2 separate regions of the Homo sapiens genome follow, and region 1 is linked to region 2. Evidence: read pairs that join two places in POLR2A ChIA-PET (ENCODE). Cell type or tissue: PC-9. All regions are shown on one strand. Each heading gives the region's core, and the rest is flanking DNA. Links, peaks and the distances in the headings are about the cores only.

Region 1 (4,394 bases), core at 303-4,302, 650 kb after region 2:
AGTGGCTCTTTGTTGAATTGACAGCTGTGCATAGGGCACTGTCTATGTGGCAATAGATTCTGGCCGCTTCTCAGGTGGTTCCAAAGTCAGTCCTGAGCTGAATCCAGCAGCACACCAGCCACCATAGGACACTGTGGGTAAAGGGGAGACCTGGGCATGGTGGTTCCTATCCTGGTTGTGGTGTTGGTCACGTTGTGCATCGCTGAGCCTCAGACCCACCTCATTCTGACAAAGGGCAGCAAGTCTGGTGATAAAGATGATGCAGAGCTAAAACAAAGAGTTTTTCTAAAATGTTGACATATCCATCAAATATATGCTGAGGGCAGAGACAAGCAGATTCTACTACATCACTGATTTTAAATATATATATATATATAAAAGAATTGAAATTTTTTCATTTGTTCAGAGGGTTTCCAATGAGGAATTAATGCTTTTGTAAAGATTTCCTCTTTCTGCATGTTGAAATTGCTAATTTAGGCTGGGTACAGTGGCTCATGCCTGTAATCCCAGTACTCTGGGAGGACTAGGTGGGAGGATCACTTGAGCTCAGGAGTTGGAAACCAACCTGAGCAACGTAGTGAGACTCCATCTCCACAAAAACTAAAAATAAAAAATTAGCCAGGAATGTTGGTACAATGCCTGCAGTTCCAGCTACCTGATAGGCTGAGGTGGGAGGATCACTTGAGCCCAGGAAGTCAAGGATGGAGTGATCTGTGATCATGCCACTGAACTCTAGCCTAGGTGACAGAGCAAGACCTTGTCTCAAAAAAGGAAAAAGAAATTTCTTATTTAATAATACTTTTTAATGGATACACTTTAAGATTAATTCAAGGCTGGGCGCGGTGGCTCACACCTGTAATCCCAGCACTTTGGGAGGCTGAGGTGGGTGGATCACAAGGTCAGGAGATCAAGACCATCCTGGCTAACACGGTGAAACCCTGTCTCTACTAAAAAATAAAAATAAAAAAAAATTAGCCGGGCATGGTGGCGGGCGCCTGTAGTCCCAGCTGCTCGGGAGGTTGAGGCAGGAGAATGGCGTGAACCCAGGAGGCGGAGCTTGCAGTGAGCTGAGATCATGTCACTGCACTCCAGCCTGGGCAACAGAGCGAGACTCCGTCTCAAAAAAAAAAAAAATTAATTCAAATATTACATTCTCTGTGAAGTGTTGCTTAATTCTTTAGGCTGAGTTATTTGCTCCCTCTAAATGTTTCTTTTCTTCTGCTGATTTTTTTTTCTCCCATTATATGACTTTATTCAAGCACTCATTCATTCATTTAGTAAATACTGAAAATCTGCTAAGTGTTGGTTAAATGTATTAGATGCATATTTATAATTATTTGTTTTCATATCTATTTCTTCCATTAGACTACGCAATTCAAACTCCAAGAACAGGACTTGTGCTATCCTCTCTTGCGTTTACATTGCCTATAGCATTGCCTAGCATGTAGTAAATGCATAATGAATGACTGTTAAATGAATGACAGATTGACAATATATTGGAAAGCTAAACACCTAGTTTCTGAATAAAACAATCACCATTTATAGAAACTTTTTGAATACACCAAATCTTTTGATAGCAGAAATAGCTCTATATCTATATTCATTTAATGGAATCAGATGTCACAAAAATACGAATTCTGCTCTGTTCATATAGGTGGATACGTAATTAAAAAAAAGGAAACAAACCTGAAAATGTTGTGCCTCTGTACCAAAAGCAATAATATTAAAATATATTGAGCCTTTACTATGTGCTAGAGGTATTGGAACTCTTTAAATGCATTAACTGAGTTAATCCTCATAACAACCCTTCTATTTAAGACGTAAAAAATTGAGGTGCAGAAAGTTTAAATAACTTGCTGAATGTCCCACTTACTAAGTGAAGGATCCCAGATTTAAGGCCAGGCAGTGTATCTCCTGTTTGCATTCTTAACTACTATGCTGTACTATAAAGTATTAGACTAATAAAGTATGTTCAATTTTTTCACATGCTTAGGAACTCAGCTCCAATGCCTGTCCTTATTGTAGCACCCGAAGTCTTAGCTTAGCACTAAGCCTTGGGGTGTGCTAAGCTAAGCCCTGTGATGCTTGGCTCACAGACCAAGAGTGTGCCAAAGACATCAGGCATGCTGTAGACATCTCTCTCCTGTTTATTTTGTATCCCTATTTCTAGTCCTGCGCATTGATATGGTCTCCTGTGCCTAAAGAAAATACTTGAAGATTTAATATAAGTTATCCTGATTTGGTTAATATAAAAAGCTCTATAGAAATCATACCTCAAGCCTAGGGGAGAAAAGGAATTGCATTAATGAGCCTTGAGCCCAACAATGGCCTCAAGATAACTCATCCCACGTGAATGGGTAGGAGATCCAGTGGTGTTTACCATGAGAACTGTGGTTAGTTTGCTAGGGCTGTCATGGCAAAATACCACAGATTGGGTGACTTAAATAACAGAAATTTATTTCTTACAATTGTGGAGCCTGGAAGTCCAAGATCAAGGTGGTTTTTTTTCTAAGGTCCCTCTCCTGATGGCCTCATTTTAACTTAATTACCCCTTTGAAGACCATATCACCAAATGCAGTCATATTCTGAAGTCTTTTTTATGTAACATAAAGTATAAAACTCCAACATACTGTGTACTGACGTACAAGAGGTTAGGGCTTCAACATGTGGATTTTGGGGAATAGGATTCTTTCTCTAAGGGACTAATTTTTCTTTGTTCCTCACTTAGAACACCCAAGCAGTAATAGACTTGGACCGCGGGATTTTCTTTTGAAAGGCAGGATGGAGCACAAACTCTGAAGTTAGACTGCTACCGGTGTAAATCCCGACTTGATCACTTACTCCATTTTTTGCTTTGTGCTCTCTGGCACTCAGTTTCCCCATTTGTAAAATCTGTGTAATATCTTCGAGAAAATGAGATAATCTGTGTAAAATTTGGTGACATAATCTGTGTAAAATGACTGTGGCAACAATGAAGGCAGTAAGGTTAGTTCCATTTCTCTCTGTTCAAGGAGTAGGTAAAGGTTTCTGTTAGAATCTTGGGAAGACGTCCTTTGCTTGCTCCTCTAGTGAGAATTCAGTATTTTCCCAAGGGAAAGAAAACTCCGAGTATACTTGAGAGTAGTTGAAATACAACTTTTAGGTATACCATGGATTACTTAGGCTTTTGTGGGTTGGACTGGGGACTAATAATTACGTAGAGCCCTTTATATGGGGAAATGATACTCAGTTTGGGAATAAGAAATAAGGTGTCAGGAGCTAAAGAAGGGGACAAAAAGATGTGTTGGATGGGAAATCAAGGACCCAACTACATGGTTGCTGAATAAACTAATAAAGAAAAGCTATCACTAAGATGAAGCAAACATAGAGGTGTTTCAGGGGCAGCTATAGCTCAGTGGTTTTCAAAGGAAACCACATGTGGGGCCACAAGACATCTCTCAGCTTGAACCTATTGGTGGAGCTCAGGCTTATGATATATTGTTAAGATGAACTGAGCAATACTCACTTGCAATTAGAATCCTATACAATTTGTTAGAGTAAGACCAGGAAGAGTAAGACTGGATAGTGGTCTGCCATTTGAGGGCACCTAATAAGCATTTTCTGTGCATAATTACTGCTCACACACTTTGCCCTTTTATCTCATCATAGAAATAGACTGAATAAGGTATAATTTATAGTTTATCACCATATTTCTTTGGCTTTCAGATCACTTCTAGAAAACATTTCTGATTATATGTATTTGTATGTGTGCATATGTATTATGATAACTATCATAATGGTTTACAGTGGAGCTGCATGAAAAAAAAATAAAGGAATAAAGTTAAGTAGAAAATGCCAACATACTGCATACTGGTAATTTTCCACTACTTAAGAGAAAATGTCACTTTTCTCCCAAACAATCCAATTCTTACTCTTATCACCAATGTACATAACATGATTGCTATTGCATATCTGCTATGTAAACATTGCTTTAATATTTTTCATTACTTTTGTCCAAATGACCCTGAGTAAATGTAATATCTGGCACAAGGTGCTGGAGTTGTGGCACTGTTTGAAAGCCAGTGGCTTTGTTGTATAACTTGAAACCCTCAGAACTTTGGCACAGCTAGAGGTTTTTTTAATTTTTTATTGGAAATTTCATTTTTATTATCCATGAAGCTCTATTGTCTAGTAATCAAACACTAAAGGCTAAATGAAACCAAATAATTGATATAATTTTAACTCTCTAATGGGGTAATAATTTTAAAGATGCTATACACATGAATTGCACCCAGTAGTTGGCAAAGTGTTACCATTTACACACACACACACACACAACCCTTTTCAGTAGAAATAAAATTCATTTTTACAAGAAGCTTACTTTCTAAAAAAGAAGGAATGTAATCTCCTCATTA
Region 2 (4,394 bases), core at 186-4,185:
CCTCTGTAGCAAGGTTGGTGAAGTTTTCATGGATGATATCCTGAAATATGTTTTGTAAATTGCTTGCTTTCTCCTGTCTCTTTCAGGGACACCAATGAGTCATAGTTTTATTTCTCTTTACATAATCCCACATTTCTCAGAGGTTTTGTTTATCTTTTTTTCTTTATTTTTGTCTGACTGAGTTATTTCAGAAAGCCAGTGTTCAAGCCCTGAGATTCCTTCCTCAACTTGGTCTATTCTGCTGTTAATACTTGTAATTGCATTATGAAATTCTTGTAGTGTGTTTTTCAGCTCTATCAAATCAGTTTGGTTCTCTTTTTTATAATGGATATTTTATCTATCAGCTCTTGTATTGTTTCATTGTAATCCTTAGGTTAGGTGTCAACTTTCTTCTGTATCTCAATGATCTCTATTCCTATCTTCTGAATTTTATTTCTGTAATTTCAGCCATTTTAGCCCAGTTAAGAACACTTGCCAGGGAACTAGCATGGTCATTTGGAGAAAATAAGCCATTCTGGCTTTTTGAGTTGCCAGAGTTTTTGCACTGGTTCTTTGTCATCTGTGTGAGCTGGTGTTCCTTTAACTGCAGGGTAATTTGAGTACAGTCAGTAGACTTCTTTTCAGGATATTTTCAGAGGGCTTTGTGCAGGGTCTTTGTAGCTGAATTCTTGTCCTTGATTTCATACTGGGGTATAGCAAAGTATTTTTGGTGTTGAAGTTTTCATCTGTGATCCAGTAGGTGACACTTAGGTGAAATGGCCAGTAGGTAGGCTTTTGCTCAGTCACATGGCTCCTCTGCATTTCTTTATGATTGCAGCTGTACTCCCTCTTAGTGCTCTGAAAGTGTGGGCTCTTCTCCCACTTGAGTGCTGGCTGCAGATCTCAGCTTGGCATTCCTGGGCTGTATTCCTGACCACAGCTCTGGGATGAGCTCAGGCTTTATGTTCTCTCTCCAACCTTGAGGCAGAGGGGAAGGAAACTTAGCAGAGATTGGTGTCAGAGAGCCTTTCACTTGTCTCTTAGGGCTCCACACCAGAGAGATGTGGAGCCACTGTCAATCAGTGCAATCAGCCTGGTATGGGATGGCTGCACTGTGGACCCAAGCTGGGTCAGGGGTTCTTGTTAATAAATGATGGGGCATGTGGATCATAAGGGAGAGACTGGCCTCTTTTCCTTAGGGCACCTGCAGCTTGTTGGAGGTATGGTTAAAACACTCAGGGTCTTTGCCCCTTCTCAGTACCAAGGCATCAAGGAAAGTACTGCTGCAGCAACAGTGGAAGAAGGGCTTTCAGTTACCTCTGGGAGCTCCACCTCAGAGAAATGTGGAGCCATTGCTACTGGGAATGTTCAATAGCAATGCCTCCTGAATGGTGGCCTGAGCTGGGGGCTTTGCTTGTTGAGGAGCAAAGTGTCAAGGGCTCACAGGGAGGAGAGACTTAGCTCCTCTCATAGGGTGACTATGGCATGCTAGGAGTGCATGTGAAGTCCATAGGCTCTTTGTATCTTCCCCAGCCCAGTGGCAGCAGGGACACAATCGCTGCTGTGATTATGGCAGAGGAGCTGTTTGTTGGCTCTGGGAACCCCTCCCCAGGAAAACTCAGAGCCACTATTGGTAGGTGTGCTCAGTCATGGATGGGGTGGCAGATCTGTGGTCATGAGCTGGGGGTCCTGCCTGGTGAAGGGTGGATGGGGGTACTCACAGGGAAGAGATACTGGATTCCTCTCCATATGGTGGCTGCAGTGTGCTGGAGGTGACAATGCAGTGACTAGGCCCTTTTTCCTTCCCCAGCCTGAGGGCAGTTAGAGTGGTACCACTGCAGCTCCAATGGTGAGGGCTTGTGGATTGTATCTGGGATTTCCTCCTCAGAGAACTGCATAGCCATCTTCAACTGATGTGTTCAAGTGGGGGTAGGGTAGTTTTGCTGGAGTCCCAGGTCAGGAGGCCCCACCCAGTAAGGAGAAGTGGATTGGGGACCTGTGTAGAAAGTGGTCTGGCCACTTTTTCTGTGGGATGGCTGCATTGTGCTGGGAATCCACACCTGCCCTTAGTCATCATGCACCCTCCAGAGCCTGAAGGCAACAATGACAAAGATTGTGAGACAGCAGAAATTGTAGCTTGCCTTTCCCTGTTAGAGCTCGGTCCTAGGGAAGTGCAGGGCTGCTACCAGCTGGAAAGCCCTGTCAGGGGTGGCTGGAGTTTTGGGTTGGGAGGTCCCACCCAGTGAGGAGAAGCACTTAAAAAACAGCCTGGCCACTTTTCTGGGGGGTGGTTGTGTTGCTCTGGGAATCCGTAGCTGTCCCTAGTCACCGTGCACCCTTCAGAACCTGAAGGCAACAGCAATGAGGGCTGAATGACAGCAAAAAATGGAAGTTTGCCTTTTCCTGTTGGAGCTCCATCTCAGGAACGTGCATAGCTGCTACTGGCCTGAGAACCCTAGTTGGGAGTGGTTGGAGTCCCAGGTTAGTGGGCTTTATTCTGTAAGGTGCAGTAGGGGTGAGGCCTGAAGTTCATTGCTGATCATGGATTTGGCCTCTTTCTTGGGAGTGTGTGAGGGAGCCTGACCTCCACTCTTGCTGGAGCTGTAGCCACTAATGCTGGGATGCCCAGGGGTCCAAGGCTCCCATGACTCTGCATGTGGCTTAGTGGTGGCCCTGCCCAGACTTCATATAGTTCCGTGAGACAGTCTGAAGGTACCAGTGGGATGGGCTCACAAAGGGATCTACTGAGCCCAGGGTTGCAAAGGTCCACAGAAGAAGTATGGGTCCCTGAGGGCTCTCACTCACTCAACACTTCTCCACAGTAGGGAAGCCTGCCCTGGCTTTGTGCCACTTCCAGGTGGGTAGTCAGCCTGTCTCACTCCTCTCCATTCTCTATGGGTCAAGTTCTTTTCTTGATGAATCCCAATATGTCTACCTGGATGTTTCAGTTGAAGATCTAGCGTTTATGTGCCAGTTTTTATTCTCTCTGTGGGAGCGGTGTACACTAGCTGCTTCTAGTCAGCCATGTTGGCCCTAGCTTTTTCTCGTTTCTTCTTGGTTAAACTAGCTAGTGGTCTATAAATTTCTCTTTTATTTTTAATTCTTTCAAAGAGACAGCTTTTCATTTTGTTCATCCTTTGTATCCTTTTTTTGGTCTCAATCTCATTTAGCTCTGTGCTGATTTTTATTTCTTGTCTTATGCTAGCTTTGGGTTTGGTTCGTTCTTGTTTATCTTGTTCATAGAGGCATGACAATAGGTTTTTAATTTTAGATCTTTCTGTCTTTTTGATGTAGTCATTTAATACTGTGGCCTTTCCTCTTTGCACTGCTTTTGCTGTATCTCAGACATTTTGGTAAGTGTGTCTCTAGTTTCATTCATTTCTAATTTTTTTTAATTTCTGACTTGATTTTGTTGTTTACTCAAAAGTCATTCAGGAACAATTTGTTTAGTTTCCATGTACTTGTGTAGTTTTTAGAGCTTCTCTTGGTATTAATTTTTAATTTTATTCCACTACGGCCTGAGAAGATAATCAATATGATTTTGATTTTTTTGAATTTATTGAGATTTTCTTTATAGCCAAGCATGTGGTCAATTTTACAGAATGTTCCATGTGCAGATAAAAAAGATATATATTCTACAGTTGTTACGTACAATATTCTATAAATGTCTATTAGAACTATTTGGTCTATAGTACAGTTTATGTCCAGAATTTCTTTGCTGACTTTCTGCCTTAATGGCCTATTACTGTCATTGGGGTGGGGAAGTCCTTCACTATTATTGTATTGCTTTCAATCTCTCTTCTTAGATCTAGTAGTATTTGTTTTATGAATCTGGATTTTGGGTGTGTATACATTTAGGATAGTTAAATCTTCATGTACTGAACCCTTTATCATTGTATACTGTTCTGCATCTTTTTTTTTTTTTTTTTTTTTTTTTTTTTTTTTTTTTTTTTTTTACTGTTATTGGCTTAAAGTTTGTTTTATCTCATATAAGAACGGCCACTTCTGCTCACTTTTATTTTCAATTTGTGTGATATGTCTTTTTTTATTCTTTTACTTTGAATTAGGTGTCTTTAGCCATTAGATGGGTCTCTTGTAGCAGAAGATTTTCTTTTTTAAAAAATCCTATCTATAGGATTTGCCAGTCCATATCTTTTAAGTGGGGCATTTAGACCATTTATGTTCAAGGTTAATATTGATATTTGAGGGTGTTTTTCCTGTCATTATGTTGTTAGCTAGTTGCCTCGGATTCTGAATTGCCTAATTGTTTTATAGAATCTGTGAGCTTTCCCACTTTTTTTTTTTTTAGATGAAGTGTTACTCTGTCACCCAGGCTACAGTGCAATGGTGCAGTCTCAGCTCACTGCAACCTCCACCTCCCGGGTTCAAGCAATTCTCCTGCCTTAGCCTCCCAA

Evidence for each region. ChIA-PET counts read pairs that join two places held together with the same protein. Peaks named below come from ENCODE experiments on the same cell type or tissue, not always from the same donor. Only the 100,000 strongest peaks of a DNase experiment are listed, where the experiment ranks them.
Region 1: POLR2A ChIA-PET joins it to region 2 with 5 read pairs; 2 of 35 experiments call an interaction of 5 or more read pairs at or near these places.

Annotation. Positions count from the first base shown.
Region 1 is chr13:80,382,784-80,387,177 of GRCh38, forward strand. No RefSeq gene overlaps it. Among named protein-coding and RNA genes, the nearest start is that of SPRY2, 44 kb to the left of the region's middle. In PC-9, for the core only: no CTCF peak of the experiment used is centred there; no DNase peak of the experiment used is centred there; H3K27me3 peaks cover 332 bases.
Region 2 is chr13:79,734,531-79,738,924 of GRCh38, forward strand. No RefSeq gene overlaps it. Among named protein-coding and RNA genes, the nearest start is that of LINC01038, 68 kb to the right of the region's middle. RefSeq lists an enhancer at 2,246-2,746. In PC-9, for the core only: no CTCF peak of the experiment used is centred there; a DNase peak (open chromatin) is centred at 1,991; H3K27ac peaks cover 1,288 bases.